Regions from separate parts of the Homo sapiens genome. Here regions 1 and 2 are each linked to region 3. A link is a loop called in an ENCODE intact Hi-C map of the cell type or tissue named here. Cell type or tissue: endothelial cell of umbilical vein. All regions are shown on one strand.

What was found. Peaks named below come from ENCODE experiments on the same cell type or tissue, not always from the same donor. Only the 100,000 strongest peaks of a DNase experiment are listed, where the experiment ranks them.
Region 1: a loop joins it to region 3, with 8 times the contacts of the local background. A loop is called at or near these places in 2 of 110 quality-filtered maps.
Region 2: a loop joins it to region 3, with 4 times the contacts of the local background. A loop is called at or near these places in 2 of 110 quality-filtered maps.

What each region holds. Positions count from the first base shown.
Region 1 is chr9:81,385,320-81,393,319 of GRCh38, forward strand. No RefSeq gene overlaps it. Among named protein-coding and RNA genes, the nearest start is that of TLE1, 300 kb to the right of the region's middle. RefSeq lists an enhancer at 4,065-4,638. In endothelial cell of umbilical vein, no CTCF peak of the experiment used is centred here; DNase peaks (open chromatin) are centred at 4,362 and 5,292; H3K27ac peaks cover 3,198 bases.
Region 2 is chr9:81,811,539-81,819,538 of GRCh38, forward strand. No RefSeq gene overlaps it. Among named protein-coding and RNA genes, the nearest start is that of SPATA31D4, 110 kb to the right of the region's middle. In endothelial cell of umbilical vein, no CTCF peak of the experiment used is centred here; a DNase peak (open chromatin) is centred at 3,593; H3K27ac peaks cover 1,237 bases.
Region 3 is chr9:81,756,829-81,764,828 of GRCh38, forward strand. All of the region lies in intron 3 of TLE1-DT (TLE1 divergent transcript), which reads left to right. Among named protein-coding and RNA genes, the nearest start is that of TLE1-DT, 71 kb to the left of the region's middle. RefSeq lists an enhancer at 3,678-4,179. In endothelial cell of umbilical vein, no CTCF peak of the experiment used is centred here; a DNase peak (open chromatin) is centred at 3,053; H3K27ac peaks cover 1,770 bases.

The DNA of each region.
Region 1 (8,000 bases), 370 kb before region 3:
AACCCCTTCTCTACTAAAAATACAAACATTAGCCAGGCGTGGTGGCACGCACCTGTAATCCCAGCCACTCACAAGGCTGAGTCAGGAGAATCGCTTGAACCAGGGAGGCAGAGTTACAGCGAGCTGAGATGGTACCACTGCACTCCAGCCTGGGCAACAGAGCAAGACCCCATCTCAAAAAAATATATGTATAGAAATTGAAGCCTGTTACCACCTTTTGTAGCATCACTGCCTTCTCCAGGTCTTCTTGCTTACAATGAGTTAATGCTAGGAAAACTTTTAACTCTTCAAGAATAGCAAAAGTAGATAACCTGAAGCCACAAAATAAACTTGAGACACACTATTTGATCTAAACATTGAGAATACTCCCCTTCCAAGCCTAAGACCTCAGGTTACTTCACAACTGGGCTGGAAGCAAGCCCATAAACAGCAAGCCACTTGTGTATAGATAGTTCTGTTCCTACTACAGAAGAAGAAGAACGTGAACTATCTCTAGATCTTCTAGTTCTTGTTTTTTTAATGTATGTGTGTTAGTTATTTTTATGCCCTTCTATACGTGTACTATTATTCAGTCTAGACCTGGATGTTTTCATCAATAAAGTGAGACTAAGTGTTTAACTGTCCCCTGTATAAGACCACGGAGAACAAAAATTTAATTAATTGTAAGTGAAAATGCTTTGAACATAATAAACAGTTATTCAGAAAAAAGTAAGTTTACTAGGCCTGTTAGTGGTAATATTACAATGACATTTATAAGGGACTAGGGTGAACATTATATTTGTGAGCTCAGCAAATTGTTCTACCCTTTCTTGTGCTAATGTAACCAGTTTGTCTTCACCTCAAAACATCACCCACGGATACAGGCACATGACCCACACCTAGCCAAATAATACCTCTTTCCCTAGCTAGGTTAAGGGAGGATCTGATAGATGACCCAACAGGGCTAGGCAGTGTCCCTCCATTGGATTGCCATATGCATGATGAGACTGCATTTACTAAATCCTGGCATTTGGAGAAATTCAGTCTGCAGACAAAGCCAAGCAAAGATAAAAATGTGAGATGGTTAGCCAGCTGGATGGATGGATGGATGGATGGACAGATAGATGGATGGATGGATGGATGAATGAATGAATGAACAAATGAATGAAGTAAGTGGCAAGAGATGGAAAGGCACCTGATGTCAAGTGCTTGGTTTCAGTTCTTGAGGCCCTGGGAACTATACTATAATTTCAGTCCTATGAGCTGCACTTATTTTCTTCCAAGGTATGTGAGTTAACAAATTCCCCTTTTAGCTTGAAATGTTTAAATTGAGTTTTGGTCACTGGCAGGCCAAAGAGTTCTAAACAATGCATTCTATGTAAATACAATGCTCCTTTTGGCACCAAGATAATGCCTTTCACACTGAAAATAGGCACCTCTCTGAGGATCAGTTTCAAGGCTTCTAGGCTTCTAAAACTCAACTCACTTGCTAATCCCACTCTCCATGCTCTGCCTAGTCTTCTCTTTGCTCCAACTTTATCAAACATTTCCCTAGTCAACAGCTAAATAGCATGGCACCAAACCTTGCAACAAAGTTTTTTCTTTGTCTCTTTATGACTTCCCCATATGAATATTTCCACCATTTCCAGAGATATCCACAAGTATATCTGTAAACACTCCTTGAAAACTCATTGAGCATCTTATCCTATAAAGTTCCTTGAGGCCTTCTGGGTTAAGAGAAGTACTAATAAAAGTCATGGCTTTCCTATGTCATTGGTTCCAATTTGACTCAAGCCAGATGCTACCTAAAACTGAAGCTATGATGACTTTTGGATGACTTTCTGTTGTGAGTGTGAAATAAGTCACGGTTTAGGGACTATGCCTAGCAGGTACACACTCATGCAACAGAAGTCAGTATTAAGCCTCTCAGCTGATAGGGAATGGGCTGAGTTCAGAAATAATTTTCTTATTATTTCCTTATATTTTCTATAAAGAAGATATGTCTAATGGAAGAAGGGATGGACAGAGAGAGGAAGGAATGCAGGGAGGGAGGCAGGGAGGGAAAGAAAGGGAGGGAAGGAGGGAGAGAGCAAGGAAGGAAGGAAGGAAGGTTGGTTCTTCATTTTGGATCCTGAAAAAAAGAAAACATCCTTATAGATATGGAACATTTTCAAGGATAATAAAAAGTCCACATTTTAAGATGGATGCTAGAAAGATTAAATTCACCAAAAATAGAAAAGCAAACATACTATATAGAATGATGTCATATAACACACCTACCTTCTATATTGAAACAAGTAATTAGTCAAGAACATGCCACAGAGAAAGAAATTCATATAGAGCTGTCACGTTTTATAACCTATGTTCTAGAAGACAATAGTTTTCCCAAGTCTAATGTGACAACACATGTCTGTTTTATACAACATCCATTTCCCAGACATGCTCCTTGGACCTAATGAAAAACAGCGTGTGCCACATGTCTGGGTTCACCACAGCAGGCTGCATCGTTGAGAAGGCTTCTTCCATTACAAGCCTGTCTTTAAAATATGGTTTCTAAGTCCTCTGGGCTAATTAAGCACAGCTGGGTGTACATCAGCCCCAGTCAAGTGTGACGATTAGGCTGGCGAGAAAAAATCAATTATCATTAATCACTAAGTCCGTATAGTGACTTCTAGAGGTGCTAAATGGGTTGAGCAGGGCGATGGTGATTCTTCTCATGGAGCGACCAAATGTTTGAAGTGAGAGAGAATGAATCTTCAAATGAATCACCTGGATGGGAACATCAGAGGCCCATGTGTTTACAGAATAAGAAACACTGATTGTAATGAGAATAAAGTGCATATAATTTTTCATGCATTGCACTATCATCTCCAATTCTGGCTCACTTTGGGGAGCAAGAAGAGATGCATATAACCATTGCTACCACTTGTTATCACCTGAATGGTGTCTCTGTTGAAGTTTGTTTAAAATCTCTCTTTTAGAGTGAATATATATTCACTTGTAAAGTGTTTTCATTGAGCAGGTTTTTTTTCCTTTTATTGGACTATTCCCTACAGCCTTATGATGCATTGAGAGTTTGTGCCTTTTCTGAGCATAGTATTTACCGAAGCACTTGCGTACGCCAATTTTGTTTCATTTATCAAGACCTCCTCTCCTTTTTAAGAAAATGGTACAAAGGTTTGAGATCTCCATGTGAAGGACAATTAACATGGACATTATATTGCTTTGTATAATGTTTCATTTTGTGTTTGTTTTCCCCATTTTTAATTTTCCTTTGCTTGGAAATATTTTGTCGTGCTCACAATAAGAATGGCTTATCAAATAAAGTGGCCCAGTCTCTCATTTCATCAGTGGACATTAGTTTAGAAGCTGTTTTTCTGGGGCCCTATGCTAGAGAATGCTAGCCAAGATGTGCCTGTTTCCCAAAAGTGAAGCAATCCCTAGTGTTCTTTCTCATCCAAAATGAGTATGGAGATTAATTTAGGCAACCACAAGCTACACATTGCCTCTCTCACACTCCAGCTGAAGACAAGTGACAGTGTAGGGAATTCATTTGCAGGCCAGTTTGAAATGCAAAAGGTACAGTAACAGGACAAGAGCCTTAAGCAGGTGAAGCAATTTTCACTTTTCCCTCCTGAAACTTCAACTTAAACATTATGTTCACTGTAACCTCACCGTGTGAATTGCCTGTCTTTGGCCTTGGGATGCTCTTTAAGGATTCTTTGCTGGAGAACCAGCCTGGGGAAAGGTAGGCTATAAACTCCACCTCCATCACCAACCTTCTGCACCTACTTATTTTCAACCACAGTGCATGATCACTCTCCTCAATAAACTTTGGAACCACTTGAAAGGAAAAACAAACAAACAAAAAACCCTACCATCTAAGGTCAAATTTCCTTCTCTTCTTTCAAAGTCAGGACATATGGAGAAAATGAAAGACATGTCCCATTACAGCTCCATTCCCTTTTATCCTCCTAGAAACAGCAAGTTTAGAGATCAGGAGCACAACGGGGAAGAGAGTTTAAAGGAACAGGCTGAGAGAGGAAGAGAAGCAGTCATGCCAAGAAGAGATAGAGAAAAGGGGGAGAGATGGAAGGCACAGGGGAGGCTAGAAGGCAGACATACAAGGGAAGACCTGGACAGAACTGTAAAGGAAGCTGAGATGGTCTGTAGTTCTCCATTCTTCTGTATATTCTTCCTGTCACTCTTAGCAAGATTCAGCTCCCAGCAATCTCCTCTTACCCACCCATTCCCATTGTCTGGAACAATGCCCTTTGCTACCAATGATCCCATCCACATCAGAACATTATACACTTCCTCATCCACTCACTAGACTGGATTGTTACGCTCTGTCTGGCCCTTCTGTGTCCCGTAGCCTCCAGCATGGCAAGGACCCAGCATGTACTTAATAGATAGTTACAGAATGAAAACATAACTAGACAATGAGGACTGGTGGATGACTACGTAGCTTTGGAATTTGAGGATTTCTTTACCTCATGACCCAAATGACTAATTTTCGTGGAAGAAATCACAGGCATTTGGCAGGCCTCAGAGTAGACATCATGGTTGCTCGGGCTTTGGGAGGATCTTCAATTTACACCAAGGCAATGACCTACTCACCAGCCCTAGAGGGAAGAGGGGAAGGCAACAAAAGCTTGACTTGCACAATAATAGGTGGTAATTCTCGGCTAGAGCTCACAAACACAAACACATGCATATGCACACACATTTACAGACACACACTCCCTCCAGTTCTCCCCTATCACAATGGACTGATGTCAGAAATTGTAAAACCATGTTACTGAAGATTTTGAATACCCTGGTATGGCTATCACCTTAAGCCCTCAATCATTTATACCATAGTGTGAATGTATGGTTCTGGACCTGTTCTCATAGAGACTAGAAAGAGAGAATGGCCAGTACTATCAATCTAACTGGGAGACCTAGATAAGAGTTTAGGACTCAGATAAGAAAAGAAAAGCGTTCAGATGCCCTTCAGGCAAGTGGACTAGGTATGTTCCTCTAGACAGAAACTTTTGGCTGGTTAAAGCAGACACTCACCCAAAATCTGTGAGGCTGATACTCACTCAATCACTTAGAATGGCTGTCTTCAATTCAGCCTTGTGAACAAGATGCCGTTGTGTTTCTGACAATATAGGTGACCCACATAAGAGGGCAGCTGTGGCAAAGAGCTGCCTCACCATCTGAACCCATGTTCTCTAGCAGCAGATTTTGCCAAAAGCTCATGTCCTGAAGCCTAGGCCTGGCACAGTTTAAGCAGACCCTGAGTGGAAGGAAGTGTAGGCAGGAAGTGAGCAAAAGTGGGAGAGAGTGATTGTGCTTCTCAGCCAGACTGATTTTCCTGAACAATACATCACTGAGATCCAAGCATTCAACAGAGGGAAAACACAGACAGAAAAAGAGCCAGACACACACACACACACACACACACACACACACACACACACACACACACACACCAGCAGCAGCAGCAGCACAAACCCAGAGAATAGGAACACCTCAGAAATCAAAATAACTGTTAAGTGAGGACAGATAGCCAGTAAAAAAAAATCCCCTGCAGCCTGAGACAGGAACACAAAGCCTTCTGGAGATGTGCCACAAATGACAAGATTCTGACCCCTCCTTGCTTGTGGAAGAGTCTATTGACCAGCATTGGAGAGAGAGGCCAGCACGGCTGGGACATCCAGTCCAGGTGCTTTTTCAGAAAAATCCACTCCCTCGGTGCCTTCTTTGGCATGAGTGCTGCAGGGAGCTGGCCCCTGAGCTAGATGCGCAGACAGTTAGACAAGTGTGGCAGAATTTTAGAACAGAGCCCTTCATATCACACTTGTCAATAAGGGGTTCATATGATAAGATAACAAAGCTAGTAGGAGACACAACCTCCCATGAGCAGAACTTACAATGGCAATACAGGAGAACCTGTTCCACCAGTCTTGAAGCCAGCCACCCACTTAGAAAAGATAAAGAGGAAGAGATAGTAGTCAGAGAGGATCAGTGAAGGATATCTTTGGAAGAAAGTTACACCCTACAGTGAATGCTCATCATAAGGGGAATCCCATTATACAACTCAGAGGCACCTTTCCAGTTGTATTCTATGCGTTCTGTGTTCTGGAGCTCCAAAGGCTGTTAGATACATAGAATGAAACATGAATGCTGCCCCTAGAAACATACAAAGCTACAGCCCGGTCCCACCACACCACTGTCCTTTAGGGAAAGGGGCAGGGAATGCTGCCCTCTCTCCATACATCTCGTAGGGAATCTGCACATGTTCACCCAGAGAGCTTTGAAATGATTTGCTACTGGGAGATGAAAAGACCTGCTGTCTGACTCATACCTGAGAAAGTCTAAGCAGAATATGGGCAGGTTTCTGACTCCAGCCCACAGAATTAAAAGGTGAGGGATGAGTTGACTATTTGGGTGGCAAAGCCAGAAGTGCATTGCAGCATGGAATCTACCTGCAGCCCCAGCACCAACTGCAGCAAGGAAGGAGAGCAGGGTGGTAGTATATCTTGTGGGCCAAAAGTAGACTATGCAGGAATGCAACCCCACATAAGACCTTTTTCAGGTTGTTCAGTGGTCACTCAATAAAGTAGCATCAGCCCAGGCTAAGGCAGCTGTAGAAGAAAAGGGCAGCAAGGAACCTCTAAAATTCTTACAACATTGCCCACTAAAGAGCCAGCTTGAACCCTCTGCAAACCAAGAGAGAAAAAGACACCAGCCAAGTAAGAACTGCCTGTCCCTTACATTTTCTTCCCCCTGCTCTAATCAGCCCCCTTCCCCAGTCAGACAGCAGCTAGCTAGTGGAAGGGAAGGTAAATGTGGAGAAAACAGCATGAAAAGCCATTAGGCTCCCATGCACCACTGAAGGCCTGGCTGGAAAAAGGGGAGACGGAAACCTGTATTGGTTTGGTACTGCTGCATAACAAATTACCACAATCTTAGCAGCTTCAGACAACATCCACTTAATATCTCACAGTTCTGCAGGACAGAAGTCCTGCATGGCTCTACTGGGTTCTCTGCTAAGAGTCTCACAAGGCTAAAATCAAGGTGTTGGCCAGCAAAGCTTTTATCTTGAGGATCTGGAAAGGAATTCACACCCAAGCTCATTTGGTTGTCGGCAGAATTCAATTCCCTGTGGCTCTAGGTCTGAGCTCTCCATTTGCTGGCTGTTGGCCAGTCACTACTTTCAGTTCTTTATGGCTCTCGGGTCCTTGCACATGGCCCCATCCATCTTCAAAGCCAACGATAGCTCATCAAATCCTTCCCAGGCTTACAATCTCTCTGACTTCTTCTGCTACCAACCAGAGAAAACGCTCTGCTTTTAAAGGGCTCATGTGATTAGATTGGCCCATCTGAATAATCTCCCTTTTGCCATTTAAAGTAACCTAATCACAAGAGGGATAGTTTATCATATTCACAGATTTCACCCTCAGTCAAAGGAAAGGCAGTTATACAAAAGTGAAGTTCACTGGTGGTCATTCTTAGAATTCTATCATTCCACAAACACTGAATAAGGTTGGAAGTTTTGATTATTCCTTAGTTTTGAACATTCAAATGACTAAATCAAGGATCTTTTTGCAAAACAAAGGAATTGTGGAACTGTGTATTAGTGGAGAATGAACGGAAAAGTCTGTGGTTCCTGTAGTTTTCATGGGGTGAAGAGAAGAGATAGAATAGGAGATGATCATCAGTGAATAAGCTTCAACAACAGTGGGAGACACAAAGAACTGAAAACAGAACTATTATTCGACTCAGCAATCCCATTACTGGGTATATACCCAAAGGAAAATAAATCGTTCTACCAAAAAGACACAAGCACTTGTATGTTCACTGAAACACTATTCATAATAGCAAAGACATGGAATCAACACCATGGAATACTACACAGCCATAAAAAAACAAGGAGGGGGCAAGGGCTGAAAAACTACCTGTTGGGTACTATGCTTAGTACCTGGGTGACAGGATCAACAATACCCCAAACCTCAGCATGACTCAATATA
Region 2 (8,000 bases), 55 kb after region 3:
ACCCGGGAGGCAGAGGTTGCAGTGAACCAAGATCGTGTCACTGCACTCCAGCCTGGGCGACAGAGAGAGACTCCATCTCAAAAAAAAAAAAAAGTTAGAGAAAAATCATTTGTTCATCCTGATAGTGCTAAAAGCAGTTGATATATATCAACACCCATTTGTGATTTAAAGTAATCATAATAAAATAACTTCTAACATAGAGAATAAAACTTTATTAACTTGGTAAAATTGAAAGAGTTATTGATCTGAAGAGAAACAAAAGTTTTTTGTTTTTTTTTGTTTTTTTTTTTCTGAGACAGGATCTCACGCTGTCACCCAGGCTGGAGTGCAATGATGCAATCTCAGCTCACTGCAATCTCTGCCTCCTGGATTCAAGCGATCCTCTTGCCTCAGATTCCCAAGTAGCTGGGATTACAGGTGTGCACTACCACACCTGGCTAATTTTTGTATTTCTAGTAGAGATAGGGTTTTGTTATGTTGGCCAGGCTGGTCTCGAACTCTGGACCTCAAGTCATCTGCCCACCTCAGCCTCCCAAAATGCTGGGATTACAGGCTCCCACTACCACGCCCAACTAATTTTTTTGTATTTTTTTTAGTAGAGATGGTGTTTCACCATGTTGGCCAGGCTGGTCTCAAACTCCTGACCTTGTGATCTGCCTGCCTTGGCCTCCCAAAGTGCTGGGATTACAGGCGTGAGCCACTGCGCCCAGCCTATAAACAGTCTTAATAGCAGTACCTATTAAAATTAAAGCTGGATATTTCTTTCAACTCAGGATTACTTTCAACAAAGTAATACACACACGAATATTTATGGCATTGTTGCCCATGATAGCCCCAAATTGGAAATAACCTCCGTGTCCTGAGGTTAGAAGAATTCATAATAATTTATGGAGCATCTATACACATAATATTAGAGGAAAAAATAAAGTGGCAAAACCTGTGTAAAGGTTTTGTTGTTGTTGTTGTTGTTTTTAGACAGAGTTTCACTCTTGTTGTCTAGGCTGGAGTGTGATGGCACAGTCTTGGCTCACTGCAACCTCCGCTTCCTGAGTTCAAGCGATTCTCTTGCCTCAGCCTCCCAACTAGCTGGGGTTACAGGTGCCTGCCACTATGCCCAGCTAATTTTTGTATTTTTGGTGGAGACAGGTTTCACTATGTTGTTCAGGCTGGTCTCGAACTCCTGACATCAGGTGATCCACCTGCCTCAGCCTCCCAAAGTGCTGGGATTACAGAAGTGAGCCACCGTGCCTGGTCTAAAGTTTGACCTGATCTATGTTATATGTTAACCAAAACTAAACTACATATTACATGCCACACTGTAAATCGATTATCCTGTGGAGTAGGGAAAAAAGGATTGTTGCGGAGGGAAGATGTACTTTCATCGCTGATGTTAATATAAACTTGTGAATAATTTGAAATGCATTCTTTGTTGTATTTTGAAAAGCCTCTATCTCCTTTCATATTTCTAATTATAAAGGGGAAAAGTCATGAATCCACCAGTTTATATTGGATATATTTTGTAGATGATGTTCCATTACAAAAGAGAAACACTGTATTTTTATTATGTGTTATGCTATTTTTTTCACTCAATAATATTTATTGGGTGCTCAATTTGTGCATTAAACACTATCCTCAGGCTCAGTGGCTGAGAGTGGGCATGTTCTCATTCCAGCATTACTTTGGTTGATTTGCCTGAAAGATCACATGCCCCGTGACAAAGCCTAGGAAGAGGCATAGAGCATCTTCCTCCGGTACTTTTGTGCATCTCCCTAGTGTACTGAACAGAGATTCCTTGGTGATGGTGGCTAGGCCAGTGCTATTTTGTGTGTGGCAGAGGAAAAAGTCACTGGGACCAAGAGCTTCTGTGAATTTCACATGTAAGGGATCACATTTGGAATCTTTGCCCTTCTGTTTACAAGATCTATTTTTCACAGAAGAAAGTCAAATTATTTGAAATAACTTTCTCTGCAACTAGCCATGTTGGTGGCTATTCGTGGTTTGTATTCTTCCCTGGGATAGAAACAAATTTAAACTGACCAGTGTACAAACCTATTTCTCTCTCTCTTTTAAAAGACAGGTATTTTACATGCCCATTTGATATTTTCAGTTACATCCTTTTCTGCCCATAGTCTCTTTTTTTTTTTTTTTTTTTTTTTTTTTTTTGAGACAGATTGTCCCTCTGTCACACAGGCTGGAGTGCAGTGGCACCATCTTGGCTTGCTGCAGCCTCTGCCTCCCAGGTTCAAACAATTCTCCTGCTTCAGCCTCCCGAGTAGTTGGGATTACAGGCGTGTACCACCATGCCCAGCTAATTTTTGTATTTTTAGTAGAGATGGGTTTCACCATGTTGGCCAGGCTGCTCTAGAGCTCCTGGTCTCATGTGATCCGTCTGCCTTGGCCTCCCAAAGTGTTGGGATTACAGGCATGAGCCCATGCGCCTGGCTGCTGCCCAGTCTTAAACCAAATACTAATTTAACTACAGATCCTGACAATTTGAATACATGCAACTTCTGAAAAAACACCTCTCTGCTATTCTTTCCCTCTGCATCCTTGAGTTTGAGCAGAGAAGTGACACAGAAAATGGGATGCACTAGGAGTCAGAAGACTGAGGTTTGACGCCTGCCTTCTGGAACCTTTTGCAAGTCTCTTCTAGGCTTCACTTTGTGTCAGCTGTCAAATGGAGAGGATGGGGAAAATTGGGGAGGTGGGTGTAGGTGATAAAGAAGAAAGAGTTTTCGAAAGGCATAAAACATCAGATCAGCATGAGACTTCATACAAGCCCCTTTCTCCTCTTCTTGTGCACATACAGTCACACACACACACACACACACACACAGCCACAGCTGCATGCATGCTCTTTGGGTTTCTTTTTATCTTTCACCTATGTTCCCTTTAAAAGTAGGCATTTGAATCCCTCCAAGCACAGCCAGCTCTGTCATTTGTCACATGCACCCATTGATCTCCCTGGTACCTGAGGCCTTGAATTGACTTAGTTCTCCCTTTTAGGCAGTACCTGTTTTCTCCCAGAAGAGCATTTAGCTTAGTGTTAAAAGCACAGTGTGTTCCCTCTTTGTTAACTTAACCTCTGTGTTGTTTTTTTAAAATCAGATTTGAAAGAACAGGGACCCTAGAAAGTCTGTGATATGTAAATATTTAGCCAGGCAGATAGGGATAGTAAGCATTTTCTCTCTTAACACAAAACATGATTTTATTTGCTAAAGCTGTAATCTTGTTTGATAATCCATCAGTTTATTATCAGCTATGTGGTGAGACATAATGCTACAGGGAGATAATCAAGAACCTTGCCTGACACTACAGGGTTGATTACAGTGCCTGGAGAAGAGAGAGGCTTCTGGAGAGGATTATGTTAAACATAGCCTTTCTATTTGCAGTTGATTTCCTCCGAGTGCTTTAACCATTCTGCTCCCAGCCTAAGTAAGTAGGTCATCTGAAAACCTTCAAGGAAGAGGAGTCTTTGCAGGTGTGAAACAATGAGACATGTCTCTTTACCAAGCCCCATTAAGTCATTGTTTCATGCTCAATGCATTTCTGAATCGAAGAACAAAGAGATATAGTGGTGTTTCATTGAAAACACCAAAAGCAAAGAATAACAGGAAACCAAAGAACCAAAAGAACAAAGTGGTGCTTTATTAAACAAACCAAAACCAAAGAACAACAGGAAAGTCCAGGCTGAAAACAGAACAGGAAATCCTACCCACAGGTAACACTGGGACTCCAGCTCTAACTATTAGGTCCAATAAGCTGCATTAGTAAAATGAAATTTGAATATGACATTGATTGATAGCATTCTCTAAATGCTGTAATCAGTCTGTGGTTTCTAAACCAACGGCAACACACATGTAGGGCATCCTCAAAGCTTCTCCTGGTCAGGGCAGTTGGAATGCACAATCCCAGAGGCAGAATTCACATGTATTGTAACAGGAGTGGTGCCATTGGATTACTGAAAAAAGGTGGCACTACTTCCATTCCTTAGTGGGAGGCAAAAGAGCATTTTTTTGTAACTTTTTGTTTTTTTTGAGACAGAGTCTTGCTCTGTCACCAGGCTGGAGTGCAGTGGCACGATCTCGGCTCACTGCAACCTCTGCCTCCCAGGTTCAAGCGATTCTCCTGCCTCAGCCTCCTGAGTAGCTGGGACTACAGGCACGCACCACCACGCCCAGCTAATATTTGTATTTTTACTAGAGACAGGGTTTCACCATGTTGGCCAGGATGATCTCGATCTCTTGACCTTGTGATCCGCCCACCTCGGCCTCCCAGGGTGCTGGGATTACAGGCTTGAGCCACTGCGCTGGGCCTTTTTTGCAACTCTTATCCTTGTCTACCCCATTCTTCACTTTTTTGAAATTTATCTCCTCAGGATTACCCACTATGCAAAATGTGCCCACCACCCACTGCTAATTCAGCCTTCAAGTCACAGGCCTGTGATTACTTGACTGATTTCTGGCCACTGAAAATAGAGGCTGCAGTACTCTGCAATTAAAATGCCTTCAGGTACATTATCTCACTTGAGCCTCTCTTAAGATAAGCAGATGAAGAGACTGAGTTTCAAAGAATTTAAGTATCTTGAGTTTATACAGTTGGTGATTTCTTCCCTTCTTTTGTTCCCTTCTTGTCTTCTTGCTTTTCTTCTTTCCTTTCCCCTCCAAACACATATTATTAAGAATGTAGACTCTGGCCAGGCGCAGTGGCTCACGCCTATAATCCCAGCACTTTGGGAGGCCAAGGCAGGCGGATCACGAGGTCAGGAGATCAAGACCATCCTGGCCAACATGGTGAAACCCCATCTCTACTAAAAATACAAAAATTAGCCAGGTGTGGCAGCGCGCGACTGTAGTCCCAGCTACTCAGGAGGCTGAGGCAGGAGAATCGCTTGAACCTGGGAGGAGGAGGCTGCAGTGAGCCGAGATCGCACCATTGCACTCCAACCTGGGCAACAGAGCAAGATTTCATCTCAAAAAAAAAAAAAAAAAAAAGAATGTAGACTCTTGAAGCCAAAGGCCTGGTTTTAAATCCCTGGTTCTACATGACCTTGGGCAAGTTTCTTATCTTAGTATGTCCGCCCTCAGCAGTAAAATGAGGATAACAATATTATCTACTTCATACGGTGATTGAGAAGATAATAATAATACAAATATACTAATTCTCACAGTTAGAACAGCGTCTGGCACATAACAAAGATGGAGTAAGTCTTATTATTATTATTGTTGTTGTTGTTTCCTTCCATTCTTCCCTCATCAAATATTAATCATCTTCTCTCTGATGAGCATTAGGCTAAGCCTCAGGACTGAGTCAGAGATGTCCCTGTTCCCTGGAACTCACAGTCTGTGAAGGCATAGGCCATCAGCTAAGTGCAGGAGATGTCATGGTGTCATGTAATCACACGTGATATGTTTGATGCCCATGGTTAGCTGCGAAGGCCTCATGGAGGAGACCAGGCATTGGAGTTGAATATTGGAGATCAAGAAGTGTTTGCCAGGCCAATAGTCCAGGGATGTGCACGTGGGCAGAGTAATCAGTATGCATGAAATGAGGGGAATGAGAAGTTGTATTATTTTTCTTTGGTTGCCTGTAACAAAAGACCACAGATGGGATTGCTTAGAAAACAGAAACGTAAGGCCGGGAGTGGTGGCTCACGCCTGTAATTCCAGCACTTTGGGAGGCCGAGGTGGGTGGATGACTTGAGGTCAGGAGTTCGAGACCAGCCTGACCAACATAGTGAAACTCCCTCTCTACTAAAAATACAAAAAATTTAGTCAGAGTGGTGGCGCACGCCTGTATTCCCAGCTACTCGGGAGGCCGAGGCAAGAGAATTGCTTGAATCCAGGAGGTGGAGGTTGCAGTGAGCCGAGATTGTGCCACTGCACTTCAGCCTGGGCAACAGAGACTCTGTCTCAAAAAAAAAAAAATTAAAAAAGAAAAAAAAGAGGCTGGGTGCAGCGGCTCACGCCTGTAACCCTAGCACTCTGGGAGGCCGAGGTGGGTGGATTGCCTGAGCTCAGGAGTTCGAGACCAGCCTGGGCAACACGGTAAAACCCAGTCTCTACTGAAATACAAAAAAAGAAATTGGCTTGGCATGGTGGCACGCGTCTGTAATCCCAGCTACTCAGGAGGCTGAGGCAGGAGAATTGCTTGAAACTGGGAGGCGGGGGGGTCACAGTGAGCCAAGATCGTGCCACTGCACTCCAGCCTGGTGCCAGAGCAAGATTCGATCTCTCCAAAAAAAAAAAAAAAGAAAAGAAAATAGAAATGTATTTCCTCACAGTTCTGGAAGCTAGAAGTCAGAGAGCAAGGTGTTGGCAGGATTGGTTCTCTGAGGCCTCAGGGCCTGGGCTTCTAGATGGCCACCTTCTCGCTGTGTCCCCACGTGGTCTTCCCTCACATCCCTGGTGTCCTAATCTCTTCTTATAAGGACAGCAGTCGGTTTGAATTAGGCCCACCTATGTGATCTCATTTTGCCTCAGTGGCCTCTTTAAAGGGACTTTCTCCAAATACATTCTGAGGTACTGGGGGTTGAGGATTTCAGCATATGTTTTTGTGGGATACACTTCAGCCCATAACAGAACCATCTGTGAAGGAGGGCTAGGGTCAGGTCGTGTGGATGTGTGTTCTGGGATGAAGCCAGAACACCAGGCATTCTGCATCTTGAAAGGCCTGGCCTCTCATCAGGATGAGAAGGATATTGGGGAATGGACACCACCACCTTATATAGGCTCTGCTGGCCGCCCAGGCTGCAGTGTGAGGGGCAGACTACAAGAAGCCACCCTGTACTCTGTCTGATGAGATATGGATTTGAATTCGAGTTCTCTTCCACCACACCCCAGGGTCTGCATAGCAGTTTAGGGGAGGCAAGGATTCCCCAGTAGCAAGAGTGTCCATGAGAACAAGGACGTGTGTGGTTGTAGGGGGCAGGTGGATGGGGCAATGGAGGCAGCGACAGCTGATCGTTTGCCTGTGAAGTCCCTGTCGCTGTGTGAAGTCAGTGAACGGCTTTCCAGTCGGAAGGTACTGCAGCTCATGCAAGTGAAGAAGCACCAGAGAACGGATGAAGCCAGCTCTGGTGTTTTCTTTTCGCCCAGAAGCCCCTTCAAGTGTTCGTAACAGAATCACATCTCTTACTACTGTGTTGTGTAAATGAGAGAACAGCCTCCCTTTCTTTCTCCTGCCAGGTAGAAGCACACAGCAGCTCATGGCTGTTGACAGTCAGAGAATGAGATAATTACCCTTCTCCATTTTTAGATTCCTGCTCAAACTCAGGCATTTTGGTGCAAAAAGAGACAACGCGTTGGGAGGAGCAGCGTTGTTTTGTGTAGTTCCCATTTGGTTCAGAGGCCTGAGACAGAGGCATCCTGCTCTGGTTTGACTCGTTTCTGATAAGGCTCCTTGAGCAGGTCACTTCTTCTACCACTTGGGCTTCTCTTTTACAAAATGGGGATAATCATGTATAAATGACCAGGATAGTGGTGAGGATTCACCAAGAGCCCTTTGCAGTCATTGAAGCGCTATGCAAATGTTAGTTCTGGGGATTAAAAATAAAAAGGATTCACCTTACTAGAAAGACACAAGGTGTTTGCATTTTGCAATTTTGGTGACTTGCTGCCTTACTAGAAAAAAAAATGAGCATTTTCGATTCTCAGCCCGGCTCTGTTGTTGCATGTGAGCCATTTGCAAACCCTGCTTGTCGGGTACAGCTTTGCAAAGTGGGAAGTGGTCTCTCTCGCCTTCAACTCTTCTTCTCTGAGAAGCTGTAAGGATTAATTGGATGGTGTCCATGCTGTCTGCCAGGAAGATAGAAAGTGTGAAGTATCATCTGGATGGGTTTGGTAAGCACGAGATTCTCTTTCCTCTGCTTATGACAAACAGAGTGACAGCCCAGTGCTGTGTTTAAACAAGTTAATATGTATGTTCCTTGACATAAGGAAGCGCTCTAATCACGAAATACAGCTTGCATGTCATTTGGTTTTGAGATTTTATTGAGTACT
Region 3 (8,000 bases):
GTGAGGGGGAGATCGCCCATGGCTTCCCCAGCTGTACTGCCTGTGGAGCAAAGGGTTCAGAAGCAGAGCATTTTTAAAAATATAATAATAAAAAAAAATGAAAGAAAGAAGCCCTCTTTGAAAATCCTTACTGTTTCCCACTATCTCCTACAGCGATTGCCCTTTCATTAGTGTGGAAATCCAACAATGTGGAAATCGAGTGTTTTTTTTTTTTTTTTGCTTTGATATCAGCCTAACCCTTGAGGCTAAACTTGTGGTAAGCCACCTATCCATGTTAGCTAAAATAAAGTTGTAGCTGGAATCACCACCTAGTCCTTTAGCAGTTGTACATTTTCATGTTTATCCTTTGAGGAGTGAGACAATAACTACATATTGTTTTATTATTCAGGATCCCCTGGGTTGCTGGCAACTGAAACCCAAATTGAATTTGTTTAAGAATAAAGGAGGAATTTATTGGGAAAATATTGGGATATTTTAAGTAACTGAAGGCGGGGTTAAGAGGTCAATCTATGAGAAAGACAAGGAACTAGCCAGAAATTTAACAATAAAATGAAATAAAACTGGAACCAGGACTCCAAGTGCTCCCTGGATTCCTTCTCTCTCTGTCTGCAGCTCTATCCCTCCTGGTATCCAGGGCTTTCTCTCTCATTGTAGATCTGAGTCTTACATACTGTGGGTTAAAACACCAACGAGAACCTGATTTTGTTTCTTAATTCTAGATAGAAAAGTCTTGGGGAAGGCTCTGACTGTGCTGGCTTCAGGCAGGGGCCCCAGCCAGGTCCAGGCAACTCTAGTTAGTGGAGGTGGGGTCATGTAAGAACATGGCCACACTCCCCGCATCCCCTGAACCACATGTTTAGAGGGCGGAAAGGAGCAATTCCAAACAGGGAGCTGCTTTCTTGGAAGGAAGGATGGGTTCTAATCAAAGCAAGCAGCAGTCATTTACTAAACATACATAACATACTTGCATATGGACTTGAGAAATGTTTCTTAGGGATTTTTGCCATCTTGGTAATAATCAGAGTCTTGGTAAAAGTCAGAAATCAAAAACCTAATCAGATGCATCTATATGGCAAAAACTATAAGATTCTTTCATTTGTTTGTTTTTAACTCGAAACTCCAAAGATGACAGAAGATATTGAGAATGGCTGGACCCACACTCTAAAGCAAACTAAATACACAGCAGTTACACTCATATTTATATGTACCATAGCGCACGGGACTTCAATGAGTTCTTATATTCACCTCAGTTTCTCCTCCCTAAGGAAGCAGTGACCACTGCGGATTGACGCAGCTAAGGGGGTTTTCTAGGCTTACTTGGATTGGATTCTCTTTGGCATGCTCACTGTTGTTTTTTTCTTGCTTGATTTGGTCTGAGCTGAGATGTCCACCCTTTACTGGAGGACTGTCATGTTGGAGACTTGCCTCTGCTAGCTCACTGGACGGGCTGTGCTCACTGTGGCCTCCTTACCTGGATGAGTCAGTCAGCACGCTCTCAAAGGGTCCTATCTCTTTCTGCATGGGTGGCTATCTCTGCAAGGGCTGTGATGGTGGGTAAAATGTCCAAAGACCCATAGGCAGCATGAAATGCACCAAATGTCCATTTACTCAACTCAGTGGTATCTGACATAAGACCACAGAACACACCTTCTCTCCACCACCCATCTTGCTTGACCCTACTTGCGGGTAGTATGTTGCCAGCAACCTGGATATTATTGTTAATTAATTCATGCCTAACATGCAGTGGCTTATACTGGGTATTATTGAATGTCTAAGAATAGGCACAGAGCCTGAAATTGAGAAGTGAAAACTGCAAAATGGCTGGGTGGAAAAAATGATGGGACATGGAGCAGGCCTTTTGGTATTTTCCCTGTAGTTATCTTTTACAGGTTAAATAAGATTAATATTCATGGTGAACCAAGAGCAATTAGCTACTTTGCATGTGTTACTGCTTCTTAGCCTATTCTAAACTCTGTTTTATGTATTTATTTTAAAGGACTTTGCCTTGATTAGGGCCATTCGTATAAGACCTTGTACTTTGCATATTTGCAATCATGTTTGCATGTTTGCATTTCTAAAGTTTTGAATTTCAAATCAGGCAACGAGTTTCAGCAAATATACTTCATGTACACATGACCGTAATCAGGGCGTGAGACTATACTACAATAAAATCCCAAAATGGCTTCTAGGAATAAAAGATTTTATGTTTTCTATTTATAATAAAAATTTGGGGTGAGGGTTGGCTTTATTTTAAAAACAGAATAATTCTGTATGTAATTTAAATGCAAAATTGCGAACTAGTATTTTTCTAATTGTATTCAAAATCTGAACCCCCTAATGGGGGCAAGGGAAGGTTGGAATATTCTTATCCATAATGATGACTGAACAATAGGCCTTTCCCCTTTTCTTTCCTCTGCTTCCCTGGGACAGCAGCGCCCACTGTCACGCACGTATCACTTACTCTCATACTGTTTTCCAGGATACTTGGCCAAGGCATCTTCTAACATGTTATAAGATGATTTCAGAAATAATTTTTATCAGATCATAGTTAATCTTTCTAACAGATCTATGAGGTAAACATCCCAGGCCCACTCGCTACAAATGTCAGGGCTGCGATTTTTAGCCAGATTTTTTTGACTTTTAATCAAGGACCTTTTTCACTTCATTTATATTTCTCAAATTAAAGTCTGAAGATCCTTGAAAGTCTTCAGTCGTATTCTGAAGGGGCCTTGAGTTCTCTGTGAGAATTCAATTTTGTATTTTCATTTTGATGCTAATAATCAGTGAAGATCAACATATTTTGGTTCATTTGGATGATCAACTTAACGGAGAGCTTCCACATACTTTCAGGGCCTGCATTTTTATCTGTGTTTAAGATTTTCTTGGTGACAGGGAGTGACAGTTTCTTTGTCATTGAAAAATCATTGTAAATAATTTTTAAAAAAACAAAACACACAGACATGTGAATGTTGTGTTCTCACCAAGTGAAGGTCCGATGACCTCATCACAGGATGTACAAAGGAAGGTTCTGCATAACGTAAATAGAGACAAGCAGTGGAAGCATTGAGTCACTGCAAAGCATGAGGCCAGCAGGCTGAACTCAGGAGAGCCTGGGCAGGGAGCACCACTTTCATGCCGTTGAGGGGAGTGACCATTCTGTATTTGTTCCATTAAATTAAAAGTATTCATTTGAATCGTATGACTTTCCTACATTTGTTCACCTATAAGTTTGTTTTGGTTTTATTGTGGCATGAAGTCTATATGAAAACATTCTTTGTATCTAGTTTTAAGTTTACATATATTAAAAATAACATTTTAATAAAAATCACTTAGGGATGACATCAGAGGTCCATGAGAATGTCTTTCCCTTAAAGACGGTCACACATTATTCCATCAGCACTCCATCATAGGCTAAGTTTCCAAAGAAGTTTTAGGAAAGAGGAAAGTATATTTGAGGGTTTTTGTTTTGTTTTGTTTTGTTCTTTTTTCTTTTTTTTTTTTTTTTTGACAGAGTTTCGCTCTTGTTGCCCAGGCTGGAGTGCAATGGCGCGATCTTGGCTCACTGTAGCCTCCGCCTACCAGGTTCAAGCGATTCTCCTGCCCCAGCCTCCAAGTAGCTGAGATTACAGGCGCCTGCCATCATGCCTAATTTTTTGTAGTTTTAGTAGGGATGGGGTTTCACCACGTTGGCCAGGCTGGTCGTGAATCCCTGACCTCAGGTGATCCACCCGCCTTGGCCTCCCAAAGTGCTGGGAGTGCAGGCATGAGCCACTGCACCGGCCCATGTTTGAGTTTTATGCAATTTATGTTGGTGACTTGTTAACAGCACCAGAGGCCCTACCTTCAAAATATATCGAGTCCAGTTGCTTTTACTCCCTCTATTCTTAGTGCCTGGTCTAGTCACCATTTCTCAGCTGCCTAGATGACAGCCACAGCTCCCAGCTCCTGCCAACCCCTCTGTCCATTCTCAACCTACAACCAGAGGGAGGCTGCTCAAGCCTGAGCCTGATCCTGTGACTCCTCTTCTTCCCACCTGCTAAATGGCTCCCCTCCCTCTCAGAGTGACTGCCAAAGGCCCCCTTACCAGCAGGCCCTGCACTAGCCCCTGTGCCGCTCCAGCGTCTCCACGGCTCCCACTGTGCTCCCACCACTGCAGCCCCACTGACCCCTCCTTGCTCCTGGAACACACCAGGCCTACTCCTGCCTCGGGACCTTTGCACTTCCTTTCCCACTGCTTGGGAAGCTTTTCCCCAGATGCCCAGTGGCTGCCTGCCTCCCTTGGCTCAAGTCTTCTCTCAAATCTCATGTTGGCAGTGATGCCTTCCTGACCACTCTGTATAAAACTGTAAACCCTAGGCTGGGCACGATGGCTCACGCCTGTAATCCCGGCACTTTGGGAGGCTGAAGTGGGCGGATCACCTGAGGTCGGGAGTTTGAGACCAGCCTGACCAACATGGAGAAACCCTGTCTCTACTAAAAATACAAAATTAGCTGGGCGTGGTGGCGCATGTCTGTAACCCCAGCTATGTGGGAGGCTGAGGCAAAAGAATCGCTTGAACTCAGGAGGCGGAGTTTGCGGTAAGCCGAGATCGTGCCATTGCATTCCAGCCTGGGCAACAAGAGCGAAACTCTGTCTCAAACAAACAAACAAACAAAAATTTTGAACCCCACCCCTCCAGTGCTTCCCCCCTCTTTCTCTGCTTCATTTTTCCCACATGACTTATCCTCAAACACACTATTTAATGTATTTATGTATTTGATGCAGTAAAGGCAGAAGTTTACCCATTGCCTAATGACCCAGGGGACTTTTTGTTTATATTTTCTTCTAATCTTATACTGTGTCCTTGTTACAAAATACAAAAGGTACAGAAGTGAATAGTAAGTTTTTCTTCATCCCAGTTTCTATGCTGTACTTTCTATGTATTTATCTTTTTGTTTTGTATTAATTCTGACATCAGCTTTGTTATAAATTAACATATAATCTTAGTAATATTAGTTCAAATTATTGTATTGCCATTACTTTACCTTTTCAGCATATGACAATTATTTGCTATTGTAAATAACACTGTGATAAACATCTTTGTGCTTGAAACTTTTCCATGTTTGGGTTATTTCTTTAAGATATATTCAAAGAAGTGGTATTCCTAGGCCAGTCCCTTGAATGGGCATTTTTGAGATTCCTTATTCATATTGCTAAATTAATTTTGTAAAAAGCCTATAAAAGGCCGGGCGCAGTGGCTCACACCTGTAATCCCAGCACTCTGGGAGGCTGAGGCAGGCGGATCACGAGGTCAGGAGATGGAGACCATCCTGGCTAACTCGGTGAAACCCCGTCTCTACTAAAAATACAAAAACATTAGCTGGGTGTGGTGGCGGGCACCTGTAGTCCCAGCTACTCGGGAGGCTGAGGCAGGAGAATGGCGTGAACCCAGGAGGCAGAGTGTGCAGTGAGCCGAGATCGCGCCACTGCACTCCAGCCTGGGCGACAGAGTGAAACTCCGTCTCAACAGCAACAATGGCCAGGCGCGGTGGCTCATGCCTCTAATCCCAGTATTTTGGGAGGCCAAGGGGGGCGGATCACCTGAGGTCAGGAGTTTAAGACCAGCCTGGCCAACACAGTGAAACCCTGTCTCTACTAAAAATACAAAAATTAGTTGGGTGTGGTGGCACACGCCTGTAATCCCAGTTACTCGGGAGGCTGAGGCAGGAGAATTGCTTGAACCCAGGAGGCGGAGGTTGCAGTGAGCCGAGGTCGTGCCATTGCACTCCAGCCTGGGTAACAAGAGTGAAACTCTGTCTCGAAACAACAACAACAACAACAGTCTATAAAAATGTGCCATTCAAGGTCAGGCATTGTGGTTCAAGGCCTGTAATCCCAGCACTTTGGGAGGCCGAGGCAGGCGGACTGCTTGAGCCCAGGAGTTCAAGACCAGCGTGCCCAACATAGTGAAATGCTGTCTCTACTAAAAATACAAAAATTAGCCGAGTGTGGTGGTAAGCGCCTGTGGTTCCAGCTACTGGGGAGGCTGAGGCATGAGAATCGCTTGAACCCAGGAGGCAGAGGTTGCAATGAGCCAAGATTGGGCTACCTCACTCCAGCCTGGGCAACAGAGCAAGACCCTGTCACACACGCACACACACACACACACACACACACATGCCATTCAAACAGCAAAATCTGAAAGATTTTGACCAATTTATTTAGTTTTTTGAAACGGAGTTTCACTCTTTTGCCCAGCCTGGAGTGAAGTGGCACGATCTCGGCTCACTGCAACCTCTGGCACCTGGGTTCAAGCTACTCTCCTGCCTCAACCTCCTGAATAGCTGGGACTATAGGCACCCACCACCACACCTGGCTAATTTTTGTGTTCTTAATAGAGACGGGTTTTGCCACGTTGGCCAGGCTGGTCTCAAACTCCTGACCTCAGGTGATCCACCTGCCTCAGCTTCCCAAAGTGCTGGGATTACAGGCGTGAGCCACTGCGCCTGGCCTGATTTTTACCAATTTTTAAAATGTACCTTTAACAGACATTTTTTTTTTCAGGCCCGCATTCTTGTGATGATAAAAGGGGCCAGAACCAATTGAGGGTTCTTTTAGAGCCTCTTCTCCAGCTACTCGGGTGGCCAAAGGTGGGGAAGAGGGGGCAGGAAGGGTCAGGGCATATGGGCCCTGAGAATCTTTTGGTTTCTGGCTCCACTTCTCTTTTGTAGGGTCTGCTGAGGCTTTGCTAGGCCCAGAGAGATACAAGCAAGGGGTTGGGGCTGTGGAGACTGGAATGGAATATAAATAAAAATCAATAATCATATGCCTAAAAGTGTTCCCTTCATGACCTTTCAGCCTTGGTCAAAGCATTTTGGGGTTTTTTTGTTTGTTTTTTATTTTTTATATTTTGTAGAGATGGGGTCTCCCTGTGTTGCCCAGGCTGGTCTCAAACTCCTGGGCTCAAATGACCCTCCCACCTTGGCCTCCCAAAGTGCTGGGATTATAGGTGTGAGCCACCGTGCCTGACTGGTCAAGGCATTTTGTATTGAAAATTTCCGTCTCAGACATAGACAGAATAATACCTAACACTTACACCATGTAAAAGGATGGACTTGGGCATTTAATGCTACTTACATGGCCAGTGATACGTAAGTCTAAAGATTTGACTACTCCAGCCGGGTGCAGTGGCTCATGCCTGTAATCCCAGCACTTTGGGAGGCTGAGGCGGGCGGATCACCCAAGGTCAGGAGTTCAAGACCAGCCTGGCCAACATGGTGAAACCCCGTCTCTACTAAAAATACAAAAAAATTAGCCAGCCATAGTGGTGGGTACCTGTAATCCCAGCTACTTGGGAGGCTGAGGCAGGAGAATCACTTGAACCCGGGAACTGGAGGTTGCAGTGAGCCAAGACCGTGCCATAGCACTCAAACCTGGGCAACAAGAACGAATCTCCGTCTCAAAAAAAGAGAAAAAAATTGTCTACTCCATTTAGTGATTAGTAATATTTCAGTGGAAAAGACCTCAACTAAGGATAATTGTTTGGATAAAAACATTTCAATTCCCATAGCAAGAAAAAAAAATTTCAATTCCCAATTCTATTGCTTCCCCATTTAAATGAAAGTACAGAAATCCATTAATTCTGTAGCACACGCCCGAGAGCAGATAATAGTCTAAAGCGTGCCTCCTAAGGAAGGGTTGTTGGTTCTTTCATTCTTCGCATTATTGAGAAAACTAAAAAATGTTAGTCTGTAAGATGATTCTGTTTTTTCCATTAGAAGAGAACAGAAGTAAATATAAGAAACAAGTAATATTTGTAGTCTCCAGAAAGGGGATGGCTTAGAAATTGGGATGAAGAAAGACTTACTCTTCACATCTGTACCTTTTGAATTTTGTAACAATGCATCTGTCAATAAAACAACAACGAAAGATGCACCTTATGTCTCCTGACACTGCCAAGAGGTCCTATCTCTATTGTCTTTGCTCTTCAACCAGGTGATCCCTTCAACCAGGTGAACAG